Regions from separate parts of the Homo sapiens genome. Here region 1 is linked to region 2. Evidence: read pairs that join two places in POLR2A ChIA-PET (ENCODE). Cell type or tissue: OCI-LY7. All regions are shown on one strand.

The links. ChIA-PET counts read pairs that join two places held together with the same protein. Peaks named below come from ENCODE experiments on the same cell type or tissue, not always from the same donor. Only the 100,000 strongest peaks of a DNase experiment are listed, where the experiment ranks them.
Region 1: POLR2A ChIA-PET joins it to region 2 with 5 read pairs; 4 of 35 experiments call an interaction of 5 or more read pairs at or near these places.

Annotation. Positions count from the first base shown.
Region 1 is chr15:65,881,301-65,883,800 of GRCh38, forward strand. All of the region lies in intron 4 of RAB11A (RAB11A, member RAS oncogene family), which reads left to right. Among named protein-coding and RNA genes, the nearest start is that of RAB11A, 13 kb to the left of the region's middle. In OCI-LY7, no CTCF peak of the experiment used is centred here; a DNase peak (open chromatin) is centred at 951; H3K27ac peaks cover 730 bases.
Region 2 is chr15:65,704,381-65,706,880 of GRCh38, forward strand. It overlaps DENND4A (DENN domain containing 4A), which reads right to left. Exons shown (of 33, transcript NM_001320835.1): 15 at 1,711-1,844. Among named protein-coding and RNA genes, the nearest start is that of SNORD13E, 8.7 kb to the left of the region's middle. In OCI-LY7, no CTCF peak of the experiment used is centred here; DNase peaks (open chromatin) are centred at 211, 1,411 and 1,801; H3K4me3 peaks cover 1,748 bases; H3K27ac peaks cover 2,500 bases.

The sequences.
Region 1 (2,500 bases), 180 kb after region 2:
TCAACATGTAGAGTACTAGATTGAGACCCAGGAGTTCTAGGGCATTACATTTTTATCACTTTGCTTCTACTCCCCGTTTAACTAAAGTCACTGAACCTCCCTGCTCCTCAGAGTCATAGTCTTAAAACATGTGAATTAAATTACCTTAAAGATGTGTGAGCATTTTAAGGCCTCAGAAAGTCTCATCTGAAAAAACTTTTTAGACAGTCCTCATTGTTGGAATATTTTTTATGTTCCATCAAATCTCCTCTGCTGTAATTCTGGCCCATTTATTCTGATATTAAGTGAAGATGAGCCCAAGTCTTCCATCTGCAGTTAACTATTTTATGCATCATTTTGTAACATTGAGCTTCTGATCCACTCAAACATGAACTAGTCGGTACTTAAAATTGAGCCCTTTAAGAGCTGGGCATGTTGATGCACGCCTGTAATCCCAGCATTTTGGGAGGCTGAGGCAGGCGGATCGCTTGAGCTCAAACATCCTAACACCTGTAGAACAACACAGATGTCTGCTGCCACATGCAGTGATCTCAAAAGTTCAAGACCAGCCTGGGCAACATGGTAAAACCCTGTCTCTAAAAAAAAAAAAAAAAAAAAAAAACACAAAAAAATTAGCCAGGCATGGTAGTGTGTGCGCCTGTAGTCCCAGCTGAGGTGGGAGGATTGCTTGAGCCTGGGAGGTTTAGGCTGCAATGAGCCGAGATCATGCCACTGCACTCCAGCCTTGTGGGCAGAGTGAGATCCTGTCTCAAAAAGAAAAAAAAAGATGAACATATAGTTGCTTTTCTTAAAATTCACTCTAGATTGAACTTTTGTTACAGCTTAATTGTTGCTTGAAAGCAAAGAAGACTTTAGTTTCACTTGCTACCACTTTTCCTTTCTATATTCACTGTTTCCTCAGCTTCCTGCATAAATCTCACTGTTGGTCTGTAGGATCAGAGATCACTGCATGTGGCAGCAGACATCTGTGTTGTTCTGCAGGTGTTAGGATGTTTGTTCTAAACTTTCTTCCTCCTGTATGCCAGTGGAAGTGTGAATGCATAGAGAAAACAGTGAAGAGGACAGACTCTTTATTGCACTTGATTCTACCTTAAATGTTAACAGTCTTAAGGGAGTATTTACGTTGTGTTTTGATATTGCTGAAAGAAAAAATAGCTTTAAAATTTCTAAAAATTGAGATGGAGCCCAGTCTGGTCTTGAATTCCTGAGCTCAAGCCATCTGCTTGCCTTGGCCTCCCAAAGTGCTGGGATTATAGGCATGAGCCACCATGCCTGGCCAAAAATTTTAAGTTGTAAAATTATATATCAGAAAATTTACATTGTTACTTCAGAGTTAATTGTGTTGTTGGTTTCAGAATAGACCCATGGCATTCTTGACACCCATGAATTTGAAAGTGACTCCATGAGATGATTTTGCTGATGGTATTTTTTTAGAGGTAGTTTACTAGTATGAGAGTGAGACTGGTAGATTGCTCCGCCTCTGAATTTCAGTACAGCTTTGTCTTTTCTCAGGTTCACTAAAGGATGTTTTTAATACATACCTTTTACTTTTTTATTTTAACTTTGCATTTTGACAATTTCAAATTTAAAGAGGTTGAAATAATAGTAAAAAGAATTTGCAAATATCCTTCACCCATATTCCTCAGATGTTAATATTTTACCACATCTGCTTTGTCCTTTTCTTTCTCTTCGCTCTAAATATATACATATTTTTTCGGCACCATGTGAGATTAAGTGGCAGACATGATGACCCTCATCCTTGAGTACTTTTCAGTGTATATTTTGTAAAAACAAGGATATTCTCTTTTATAGCCACAGTATAATTATCAAAATCAGAGAGTTAGATAATAGTGCCACATCAGTGTTTAATTACAGACCTTATTCAGATTTTGCCAGTTGTTCCAATAATACCCTTATTAGCCAAAGAAAGTCCAAGATCAGGTCATGCGTTTCATTCAGCAGTCATATCTCTTTAGTCTCCTCTAATCTCGAACAGTTCCTCAATCTTTTGTTTATTGACCTTGACATTTTTGAAGGGTACAGTCCAGTTATTTTGTTGTGTACCTCATTTTGGGCTTTTCTGATTTCTTTCCTCATGATTAAACTCAAGTTATACACTTTTGGCAGGAACACCACAGAAGTGTTCTCAGTGCATCATATCAGCAGGTTTGTGATAATTGGATGTCCTATTAATTACTAGTGATGTTAACTTTGACCACTTGGTTAAGGTGATGTCTGCTAGGTTTCTCCATGTAATTAATATGTCCAGGATATCTTTTTAGCATGAACACTAAATTCTTTTTTTTTTCCCCTGAGTCTTGTTCTGCCAGGCAAGACTCTGCCTCCTAGGTTCAAGCAATTCTCGTGTCTCAGCCTCCCGGGTAGCTGGGATCATAGGCCTGAGCCACCATGCTCTCTAATTTTGTATTTTAAGTAGAGACCGGTTTTACCATGTTGGCCAGGCTGGTCTCTAACTCCTGGCCTCACGTGATTCGCCTGG
Region 2 (2,500 bases):
ATTTTATTTTTTGATTTATGTCTGTTCCATCGCCCAAGCTGGAGTGCAGTAGCTCAATGATGGCTCACTGCAGTCTCAACCTCCCAGGCTCAAGTGATCCTTCCACCTCAGCCTCCTGAGTAGCTGGGACCACAGGTGTGCAGCACCACGCCCAGCTATTTTTAAAAAATTATTTATAGAGATAAGGTCTTGCTATGTTGCACAGGCTGAAATAATGTGGTTTTTTTGGAGATAGAGTCTCGTTCTGTCACGCAGGCTGGAGTGCAGTGGCACGATCTCGGCTCACTGCAACCTCCACCTCCCCGGTTCAAGAAATTGTCCTGCCTCGGCCTCCCAAGCAGCTGGGATTACAGGCACCTGCAACCATGCCTAGCTAATTTTTGTATTTTTAGCAGAGACAGGGTTTTCACCATGTTGGCCAGGTTGGTCTCGAACTCCTGACCTCAAGTGATCCGCCCACCTCAGCCTCCCAAAGTGCTGGGATTACAGGCATAAGCCACCGCGTCTGGCCAAATTTTCTTAGAGTTAAAGGACTAAATCTAAAAATAAAATTTAAATTAAAAAGTTAAAACCAAACCACAGAAACACAAAACTCGAAGTGACACATACCAAAAGACAAATAAGCATAAAGTACAAAAGAGATTAAAAAATGAGAACTTGTTTAGAAAGACAAAGAGAGGAAGAGAGAAATTAAGAGAAATATTTTAAATATCTTTGACAGAAGACATTTAAAAAGTGATACAAACATCATCATCACTGGATGAAAAGAGTAGAAATCAAGTGGTCTCTGATTAATCAACATTCATAAACATCTATCACACCACTTTTTCATCTGTAAAAGGAAGAATTTAATCCAAGTCATAAACAAAGATGTCATTGAAAAATCCTTTTTCAATGAAAATAACAAACCATGATTCAATGGGTGATAGATGTGAAATGGTTTTTAGAATCTTTAAACAAAGTAAGAAAATATTATTGGAGAATTAAGAAATCTTTTAAACTCTAAAAGAAACTACAATTTTAAGTAAAAATAAATGCATATTGGGAACTAAATAATGCATTCACCTCTATCATAGCCCTTATTTTACTGTGCTCAGGACTTTTCTCTCTTCTTCACTAGACTTGAAGGCAGGGACAATATATCGTTTAAGTCTGTATACTTAGCACAGTGTCTAACCAAATTCCCTAAATTAACAATGATCAATTCTAATAATTCTGAATTTCCATGACTTAAAACTCATGAAAAAAATTAGTAACTTAAAAAATTATATCGTACAAATCAAGGCCACGAAGATTGGCTCTAAATTAGATTTAATCTTTTTGTAAACCAAGGCTATATTAATCAATCTGTGTATGAGATGAAAAGAGGAATTGAAAGTGAGGAAACCAGCTTTAACGAAAAAAAAATCAAAATTCTAGTGCTGCATTTGGTGTGGGGAGTCTAACTGAATGTAATCAACATTTACAAGGAGAGATACTTATGCAGACATCATTAGAGAGCTTCCCAAGTCTATATTATGCAAAATTATATATGTTTTCTTTTTATACCTCAAAGCTTAATAATGGATGTGGGATAAGCTTGCTTACCACCTAAAAATTAGGGATCTGTAAAGTTTGGATTTTTGAAAATACCACAGTCCTTAGAAAGCTACGTCACAGATGATGGATTGCTTCTCTCTTTCAATCTCAAACATTCTGCCTCTTGAATACCTGTACTGTAAAGGGGGTTCTTCACCATTGGGTAGGTGGGGGATCTCAGGTGGTGTTACAAAAACAGTGTGTTCACTTTTGAAAGATTCATCCAGTTCTATAAGTCGTACTTCACCGCTCTTGTCCATATCCACCTAAAGGAGTTTTAAAAACATATATTAAAAAAGCCACATTGGTTAGCCAAGTGTTCATATAAAGGGAAGTGGTTAAATAAACCATCTGCACAATGGATACTAAACAGCTATTAAAAAAGAAGAGTGAGCAAGTTCTCTATGAGTGCCAAAATAATTAAGTGAAAATAGCAAAGTGCAAACTGTAAATAGTATATTACCTTTTGAATAAGAAAAGGGGAAAATAACACACACACACACACACACACACACACACACACACACACACACACACATATATATATATATTTTTTTTTGAGACAGTCTTGCTCTATCGCCAGGATGGAGTGCAGTGGCACGATCTCAGCTCACTGCAACCTCTGCCTCCCGGTTCAAGTGATTCTCCTGCCTCAGCCTCCCAAGTAGCTGGGACTACAGGCGTGTGCCACCATGCCCAGCTAATTTTTGTATTTTTAGTAGAGACGGGGTTTCACCATGTTGGCCAGGACGGTCTCGATCTCTTGACCTTGTGATCTGCCCGCCTTGGCCTCCCAAAGTGCTGGGATTACAGGCGTGAGCCACAGCGCCCGGCCTTTCATTTTTGCTTATATTTACATAAAGAAATACTAGAAGGATACTAAGAAAAGTACCTATATGAGGAAGAGGAAAGGAATAGGGTA